Linked DNA regions of Homo sapiens: region 1 is linked to region 2. A link is a loop called in an ENCODE intact Hi-C map of the cell type or tissue named here. Cell type or tissue: PC-9. All regions are shown on one strand.

Region 1 (5,000 bases), 58 kb after region 2:
CAAAAATTTCTGCTCTTTGAAAGATACTGTTAAGAATGAAAGGCCAGAAATCGGGAGAAAATATTTACAAATTATATGTCTGATAAAGGACTCTTATCCAAAATATATAATGAACTCTCAAACCCAGTAATACGAGACAAACAATAAAATAAGATACAAACAACCATTAAAAATAGTCAGATTTGAAAACACATTTCACCAAATAAGATACACAGATGGCAAATAAACCTTTAAAACTTTCTCAACATCATTACATTAGAGAAATGCAAATTCAAACCACAATCAGATACCATCATACGTCTGCAAAAGTTGTCAGAATCAAAATGGAGTCACTTGTGTCAAAACCCTGACAAACAGAGCTAAGGAAGGCCATGAAGGAAGGACTTTCATGCACGTATGCCTGATAACAGGAACTATCACAAAAGACTCTGCAAAAACCACAACCTTGCACAAAGGCTGCCACTACCTTACAAAAAACTACTTCTACAAGGACATCTGCCTAGCAATTGAATCGATGCCACCCTTGCTATTGGTCCTAGTAGCCAAGGATTGGCTGAAAACAACTTAATCTTCTTCATTTTACCTTTAAAAACTTTTGCCTTATCTTCCTGAATACGCCCACACATATTCCCATTTCAATGCCCATTCCTGAATAAATCTTTCTTTCAGAGTCTCCTTCTCTGTTATTTAGGTTTGACACACCTATTAGAGTGCTTAAATTAAAAAGACTAAACATACTAAGGTTGGAGACGGGTGAATAAACTGAATTATCATACACTGATAGTGGGTCATTTTACAGACCCACTATATGTGGAACGCTGACTTTAAAAATAGTATGAGGCTGGGCGCAGTGGCTCATGCCTGTAATCCCAGCACTTTGGGAGGCTGAGGCGGGTGGATCATGAGTTCAGGAGTTCAAGACCAGCCTGGCCAAGATGGTGAAACCCATCTCTACTAAAAATACAAAAATTAGCCAGGCAAGGTAGCAGGCGCCTGTAGGCCCAGCTACTCAGGAGGCTGAAGTAGGGGAATTGCTTGACCCCGAGGGGCAGAAGTTACAGTGAGCTGAGATCACACCACTGCACTCCAGCCTGGGCAACAGAGACTCCTTCTCAAAAAAATAAAAAATTAAAATTAAAAAAATAAAAACAATATGAACATTTCATAATATGTTAAACGTACTCCTACTATTTGATCCAGACATTCCAACTGTAGGTATTTAGCCAAGATAAATGAAAATGTACATGCACACAAAGATCTACACATCAGTGTTCATAGCAGCATTATTTGTAATAGCACAAAACTGGAAACCACTTAAATGTTCATCAACAGGTAAATGAACGCCAACTATGGAATATCCATACCATGGATCTAACAGGTGAATGTCAACTATGGCATATCCATACAGTGGAATACTACTCAGCAATAAAAACAAAGAAGCTACTGGCACACAATTTATAATCTCAAAAACAAAAGAATGCTGACTGAAAGAAGCCAAACAAAAACATACACATACTGTATGATTTCATTTATATAAAATTCTTTAAAGTACAAACTGTAACAGAAAGTTGATGGGAGGAAGAAACTACAAAAGGGCACTAGGAAACTTTTAAGGATGATAAATATGTTCATCACCTGAATTTTGGTGACTGTTTTAGGACCTGTACATATGTCAAGACTTATCAACTTGCATAATCTAAAATGTGCAGTTTATTGTATATGTCAATTATACCTCAATGAAGCTGCTAAAAATTAACAACGGGGGAAAAGGGAATAAATGGTAACTTAACCAAACCATAAGAAAAGGAATAAAGAGGAACCAGCAAAATAAAACGAACAACAGGCTAGGCGCGGTGGCTCACGCCTGTAATCCCAACACTTTGGGAGGCCGAGGCGGGTAGATCACCTGAGGTCAGGAGGAGTTTGAGACCAGCCTGGCCAACACAGTGAAACCCCGTCTCTAATAAAAATACAAAAATTAGCCAGGCATGGTGGCATTCACCTTTAATTCCAGCTACTCAGGAGGCTGAAGCAGGAGAATCGCTCGAACCCAGGAGGCGGAGGTTGCAGTGAGCCAAGATCGGGCCACTGCACTCCAGTCTGGGTGACAGAGCAAGACTCCATCTCAAAGAAAATAAAAAATAAAAAAATAAAACAAACAGTGAACATACTTAAGTTGGCAGAAGGAAAGTGAGTATAGTTATCCTTTGTTACACTTGGGGGTTTGGTTTCAGGACCCCCACAGATGCCCAAATCTGCTCATTCCCAAGTCCCAAAGTCAGCCCTGTGGAACCTGCCTATGTGAAAAGTCAGCCCTCTGTTAAAGTGGGTTTCACATCCAGGGAGTACTGTATTTTCAATCTGAGTTTGGTTGAAAAAAATCTGCGTATTAGTAGAGTCTCCCAGATCATACCCGTGTTGTTCAAGGGTCAACTGTATTATCAGTTGTCACTAAATATAAACAAACTGAATTAACCCATTAAAAAACAGACTGTCAGGTTGGCTTAAAAACAAATCCAGCTATGTACTACATGCAAAAAAGAAATGTAAAACAAAGTGATTTTAAGAAGTTGAAAATAAAGGAGTGGCTTCTGATACTATGCAACCACAAAGAAAGGGAAAGTAGAAGCCTGTTAATTAAAGCAACCAAAAAAGATGATCTAAGTGTCAACTTCTGATTCAGAAAAATTAAAATTTCATAAATCAATCGTCTTGAATAGATAGGAGTTAAAACTTAAGATACTTACTAACATGATTTTACATAAATGGTGATCCAAAAGAGGGCCTATGTTGGTTTTTAAATTAGCCTACCTAAATTAACTTTTTCACAAGCGTTAGTCCTACTGGGAGGTTCTTTAAACACCACTTCTTGCTTTGAGGACATAGTTTAGTAATAAATTGTGTTGGTTTTAATCATTAATTTCCAAGGCTAATTGTTGTTTCTAAGTAATTATGTGTATTGAGAGTCTTTGGGAACAGATCATGATTTGTAATTTAACCCATCAGTTATTAGCATATTACAACTTGAAAAAGATTGAAAAGTATTAATGTCTTATTTTGCTGATCTTTGGAGGCCCACAGATGTGACAAATCTTGGATAAAAATGTATCTTCTGTTCCCTTTTCCTGTAGATGTAGGATTTGGGCCAATGCAATGATTGGCTCCATGTACTTTGTTGCTCTTTAAGGTTCTCATACTTGGTCCAGAGTTTCCATCAGGGTGAGGAAGAGGGAGACAAGGGTTGTATTCAGTCTGCAACATGCCTTGAATGCCACCTTCTACAAAATATGTGAACTCAATAAATACTCTTTGACGTCTTCAATCAGTCCTGCCAATGGGGTAGTCTAGAACTGTGGTTCTCAAACTTTGGCTTGCATCAGAATCATCTCGAGGGCTTGTTAAGATACAGATTCCTGGGCCCCTTCCCCAGAGTTCCTGACCGAATCTGATGTGGGGCTGAGAATGTGTATTTCTAACAAATTCCCAGGAGGTGCTGCTGCTAACTGGTGATTCTGGCACTCAGAACCATTGTTTCTCCTGTTGTTGCTGCTTCTCAGCATGGCTTCAGCCCGGGGCTGTTTCTCTCGCCGTCACCATGACATCCACTGCCAGACACAATCACCTGGAAGTCACCGCAACATCCACTGCCAGATACACTCACCTAGAAGATGACAAGAGAAACAGCCATGGGCTGAAGAAACAGCCATAGCTGTTTCTTGTCGTCTTCCAGGTGAATGTGTCTGACAGATGTTGTGGTACCTCCCCAGATCCTTCTTTAAGACTTAGCACCTCATTCCCCAACAATGGGGAGCATTGCTTATTAATTTATTAGAGACAGGGTCTCACTCTGCTGCCCAGGCTATAGTGTAGTGGGGTGATCACAGCTCATTGCAGCCTCAAATTCCTGGGTTCAAGCAATCCTCCCTCCTTGACCTCCCAAAGTGCTGGGATTACAGGCATGAGCCACCATGCTGGCCCAAGTGTTGCTTGCTGATGGCTCACAAATCCTCCTTTCTAGGAAGCCTGCTTCTAATTAAGGAGCTGCTTGCCCAAGGTCTGCTCCCATCCCTGAGGCAGCCACTATGTCCCCATAACTGGTGGATGAAGAGGGTGTAAAGCTCAGCCCCACTGCCTCAATTCAGGACCTCTGAAGAGCCACCCTGACTCCCCACGGGGCTTCCCCAGTCCACATGCAATACAGCTGCATGCAAATCTCTGACTCTCAGTATGTTTCCCAGGTCCCAGTGCAAGCCCCATCTACTCGGCACCCCTCACCCCACCCCAACCTTACCCCTACCCACATTGGGTCCCTTCCCCTGCATTAGCCTCAGAAAACTGGATACTCAGAGACCTTTGTGGGTCTGAGCCTCAAGAACACAGCGGCTGAGGCACAAAAGAGGGAGCCCTCACTGTCTCTGGCCCCACACAGAGGTGACGCTGCTGCCACAGTCACAGCAGTCAGCCGGACACTCCACATGCTCCGCGTGCTCCTCAGTCTGCAGGACAGTTGCCAAAACAATCAACCCAGGTGTTTGCTCTGAAGAAGAAAATATGCAGCGCTCCCGCTTCATAGTCACACAGGCGGAGCGAGAAGCCAGGAGGGTCCCACCCAGGGAAGGGCTGCTTTCTTACCCAGCTGGGTTCTGCCCAGAGGCCAAAATGTCCCACCCTATACTCAGGAAGCTCTCAGAGACATTGGTTCCAAGAAATGCAGGGTAAGGAACAATGGTTTAACTGATGCTTTTCTTCTTCCATTCATTCAACCAACATTCGCTTGAGCTTCCACTGTGTTGGGCTCTGGCGTAATCTGGGGGACCCAAGGGGGACTAAAACAGAATCCTTTTCATCAAGAGGTTTACAATCTGGTGCAGGAGATGGACATGAAATAGGCAGTCCCAGGAAGTCCTGCGAGAGGCAGTATGCACAGTAGTGAAGAACTTGGGCTCTGGAGCCAGAACACCCAGCTTCAATTCCTGCAGGACCTTGGGCAAGTCACTTAC
Region 2 (5,000 bases):
AAATTGTTTTTGCAACAAGTCAACATAAAGATAATTTTAATTCCACTCAAAGATTCTACAGACTTCACTAATGCAGATTTCAAAATTAGTGGCTATTTTAAATGCCCTTTTTTATAGGTGGAGAAACAAGCTTAGGAAGTGAAATTAAGAAATCTGGCCATATGATGAAAGAAGATTAAGAATAAAACCCAGGAATCTTCTATACAAACCAGCAACGCCAAGCTTTTGACAAAAACTTTCTCTGTATTTTTATAACTAGGAGGTTCTCTTTCTTATAACTAGAAAATTCTGTTTCCAGAAATATAAACAGGCTAGGTCAAATCCAAGTGAAAATGGGACCCCAAGAGGTAACAAAGCATTGAAGGTGCTTTTGCCCTAGAGTATTTACCAAACCTGGGGACTTTGAGCTTCACTTTTTAGGGCCTGAAAGGACATGATGAACAGAAATCAAAGACCCTCCTGCCATAAAGCAGGTCTCCCAAAAGCCTCCACTACATGATGAGGATGAACCAGTGGTACTCTATCCCCATACCTCTTCTAAGGAACTGCAAGAAAAGTTGCTTAACTTGAGCAAATCAAGAAAAATCTAAGCAACTGACATTGCAAGCTGGCCTTGCAGTCCAAATTCACCTCCCCTACATATTACAGACACCTTAAAACTATAAACTTAAACAGGACTGGCAGAGTCCAGAGTTCCCTAAATGCCTGACAGAAGTAAATGCAAATTCTCCCTGAAGGGATACTTTCATCCTACACCTTAAAGAATTCTCAAAATAATTTTCTAAGGAAAATGAACGGCTCACAAAATAATCACATAGGCAACAAGACACCATGAATGAGAGCAGCAGAAAAATGACTCACCAAGGGTTCAGATACTGAAATTATGAAACATAAAATCATTATGCTTATTTTTTAAAAATGAGACCAGCTGCCGTGGCTCACGTCTGTAATCCCAGCATTCTGGGAGGCTGAGGCAGGATGCTCACTTGCAGTCAGGAGTTTGAGGCCAACATGGCGAGACCCTATCTCTACTAAAAATACAAAAATTAGCTGGATGTGGTAACGCATACCTGTAATCCCAGCTACTGGAAAGGCTGAGGCAGGAGAATCACTTGAACCCGTGAGGCAGAGGTTGCAGTGAGCCAAGATTGCCCCACTACACTCCAGCCTGGGCAACAGAGTGCACTCTGCCTCAAAAAAAAAAAGAAAAAAGAAATGAGGCGTACACTTAAATATCCATCTGCAGCTAATAGGAAAATTTTTGAAAGGCCTTACAAATTTGCTACAGGGATTAATAGAACTTGTGAAAATCAAAAGTTCAGTAATTGAAATTAACAATCAGATTAGACAGCTATAAAGGCACCAATGACTTGGAAGGCAAGTCAGAAGAAATTCAGAATGCAACACAAAGCAAATGGAATGAAAGTTAAGCAACATGAAACACAAGGCCTCACATATGTCTAATCAGAACAATGGAAGAAGAGGAAAGAGAACATGGAGTGGAGGCTATATTTTAAGAGAGAAGGGTTCAGGATTTACCTGAACTGATGAGAAGCAACAATCTAAAGATTAAAGCTCAATGAATCCCAAGCAAGATGATTTAAATCCAGACACATTATGGTGAAACTGCAAATCACAAGTAACAAAGAAAGTATCCTAAAAGCAGCCAGAGGGAAAAAAGATCGTAACCTAAGGAAGGAGACTGACCACTCAACTCTCAACAGCAGCACTGGGAGCCAGAAGACAGCGCAATGTCCCGAAAGGAAATAACTGCCAACAGAGAACCCTGTTCCCCTAAAACTCAGAAAGAGGACGAAATAAAGACTCAGACCACCACAACCTGAAAGTTCAACACTAGCATGCTGTCACTAAAGGGGATTCTAAAGGATGAAAGAATAAAGAGCAGTCAAAGTAGTAAGTATGTATGGGCAAACTAAAACATTGTGAACCAACGTCTTATGGATTCAAGTTAAACGATATTTAAAATATATAAGAATAGCATATATTAGAAGCAGGGTAAATTGAATTAAAAGTGTTCTGAGACATATCAATTGTCAGGAGGAAGTTAAAGTGATTAATTTTACTCCATTGTGCTAGTAGACATAGAAATGAAGTATGTTACTTTCAAACTAACAGGAAAAGGTGGTGGAATGGTTAAAATATTTCAAAATAAAATGACAGGCAAAAAAACAACAGGTGGGACAAATACCAAAACAATAAAGATAATGATACATAAATTCTGTATACCTAATGTGAATGATCCACATATTCCCCCCCACACACACATAAAATCAGTTAAGGCCAGGCACGGTGGCTCATGCCTGTAACCCCAGCACTTGGGGTGGCTGAGGCTGGCGGATCACCTGAGGTCGGGAGTTCGAGACCAGCCTGACCAACATGGAGAAACCCCATTTCTACTAAAAATACAAAATTAGCCAGGCCTGGTGGTGCATGCCTGTAATCCTCACTACTCAGGAGGCTGAGGCAAGAAAATTGCTTGAACCTGGGAGGCAGAGGTTGTGGTGAGCTGAGATCACGCCACTGCACTCCAGTCTGGGCGACAAGAGCGAAACTCTGTCCAAAAAAAAAAAAAAATCAGTTAAAAGAAATTTTAAAATCTATTTGCTACTTACAAGAGACACATCTAAAACAAGATGCAAAAACATCGGAAATATTTTTAAATTTGCAATTTACTGGAAATAATTGCTGCCATTTTCCTTTCAGTCAGATGACTTGTTTGCTCAGGGTTTCTGACCGGGGCTGGCTGAAACAACACATTGTATCACTGGGCTCCAGAACAGTGTGCCAACAACGTGTGGCACTCTAAAAGGATACAGCATTCCAGCACAATGCTGTGGCTTTATTTACCAAGCTTTTGGGATAATATGTGCCTTGGGCAAAGAGCTCTGTCTGCCCTCAGATCACAATGCTGCACAGGATGCCACATTTAGAACTGTCAGAGGACTGTTCAGTGCAGGGAAAGATGCATTCTGAGAAATAGTACCTGCTGTGGAGTGTTCCAGTTTTTATATTTTTCACACCCATTCTCTGTATCTTTTATCAGGGTTTAGGTGCTTTATCTTTTATATCAGTAGGTAGAGGAGGGAGGGAGAGGATCAGAATTACCTGTGGGGCTTTTCCGAACCACATACACGTACTCCTGAAAATTTGATAGATGCCAGGATATATGACCGTGCAAAGGGCCTGTGTAGTTCAGATAAACCACCAAAGAATTTTTAAACACGTATCATCTCCAGTAGAGAACCGCTGCTCTATGTAAACCACTACCCAAATACGGATGCAAGACTTCATCCCTAAGTGCCTTCTAAACCATATGACCTCCATTCTAAACTTCATTAGTAGTGTTCTCCCTTCTGCTTAGCAAGGCACAACGGATGGCAAACAATGGTTCTGTGAAGTTTATACAACTTGTCATCACCCTAGCCTGCCTGGGGAAGGAAAGGTCTCTGTATTTTTCCTACAGGAGCAAAAAGGAGAATGATTTAGCTGTGGGAAAAGGAGACAGCTGTATATCATTTCCAGGCTCTGGAAATTTATTAACCTGTCCAAACACTTTATAATGTGCATGTATTTTATTATCAAGTAACCACAACAAGCATTTTCTACAAACAAAATCACAAATTCTGGTCTTGTAAGTCAGAGAGTGGGGCGTCCACAACTCCTGAGAATGAGGGGGTTTTCTCAATCCTGGAGTGGGCAAGGAGAGCTTTCTGCTATTGAGGACCACTGGCCCATTGAAAAAACAGGGCCACAGAACCAAAAAGCAATTGAATTTAGCGTTTTGTTTGAGAATATGTGTTTCTATATGCATGATTGTGTATGTATGGGTGTATTCATAGGTATGTATGTAGAAGAGAGAAATACCTCATTCTTTCTCAACTAGTTCTTAAACTAGAGGCAGAGAATAAAATGATATATAGCACAAATAGTTTAAAAGCATACTGCAGTCCCATATTATGCCCAGGAACACTTAAAATCTTTTTTTTCGCTCTGTCACCCAGACTGGAGTGCAGTGGTGCCATCTCAGCTCACTGTAGCCTCCACCTCCTGGGTTCCAGTGATTCTCCTGCCTCAGCCTCCTGAGTAGCTGGGATTACAGGCACATGCCACCATGCCTGGCTAATTTTTGTATTTTTAACAGAGATGGTGTTTCACCATGTTGGCCAGGCTGGTCTCAAACTGCTGACCTCAGGTGATCGACTCGCCTTGGTCTCCCAATGTGCTAGGATTACAGGCATGAGCCACCACGCCCAGCCTAAAGTCTTGATAAGCAAAAATTTTAACTCACTGGATAAAACTATTTCTATGGCAGGCCCTTATTGGTTTCTACCACTAAATACTATGAAGGCAGGAAGAATGCCTCACCTATTTAAATGTGTATTCCTAGAGCCTGAGCACAGGCCTGGCCCATGGTAGACACTCAGCAGTTATGTGTTGAGCAAAGGAAGTTTCATAAACCTACAAGTCTCACTTCTACCTTTCGCCACCCCCCCGGTCAAGCTACATGTCATTCTCCACCCGCTTCCACTCCATACCTCCACCTCCTTATTACATCGAGCCAAATACTGGTGCTTTTTACAGCCAAAAGTGATCAGTGGGAACTCCTCAATGAATCAAGCAGCTCTCAGTCATTTGCACCTTGTGAGGAATTCTGGACCAACATTTCCATCTGCTTTACCCAGAAAAGGTCCAAATAGATAATTCCCCGACAGGCCTTCAAAACGGCTACAAGCAGCATGAAACTGTCTTCAGGAATTTACCATTTAGAAAGCCTGGATTTCATGCATTTAGAACTCCCTCAACAAAAGCTTTCATCCTCTAGACCACAATTTTTGTTTGTTTGTTTTTACTTTTTTGACCACAAGCCTCAGTAAGAAACATGGTTCACACTGCAACCCAGGACACACACACACATACACACACGTGTATTAGTGAAACTCTTTGTGCCATGTAGTCTGATATTGCTGGATCTCTTCTGT

The links. A loop is a pair of places that touch in the nucleus more often than their neighbours do. Peaks named below come from ENCODE experiments on the same cell type or tissue, not always from the same donor. Only the 100,000 strongest peaks of a DNase experiment are listed, where the experiment ranks them.
Region 1: a loop joins it to region 2, with 3 times the contacts of the local background. A loop is called at or near these places in 4 of 110 quality-filtered maps.

The regions. Positions count from the first base shown.
Region 1 is chr7:106,179,506-106,184,505 of GRCh38, reverse strand. No RefSeq gene overlaps it. Among named protein-coding and RNA genes, the nearest start is that of SYPL1, 70 kb to the right of the region's middle. RefSeq lists an enhancer at 3,262-3,769. In PC-9, no CTCF peak of the experiment used is centred here; no DNase peak of the experiment used is centred here.
Region 2 is chr7:106,237,422-106,242,421 of GRCh38, reverse strand. No RefSeq gene overlaps it. Among named protein-coding and RNA genes, the nearest start is that of NAMPT, 45 kb to the left of the region's middle. In PC-9, no CTCF peak of the experiment used is centred here; a DNase peak (open chromatin) is centred at 2,831.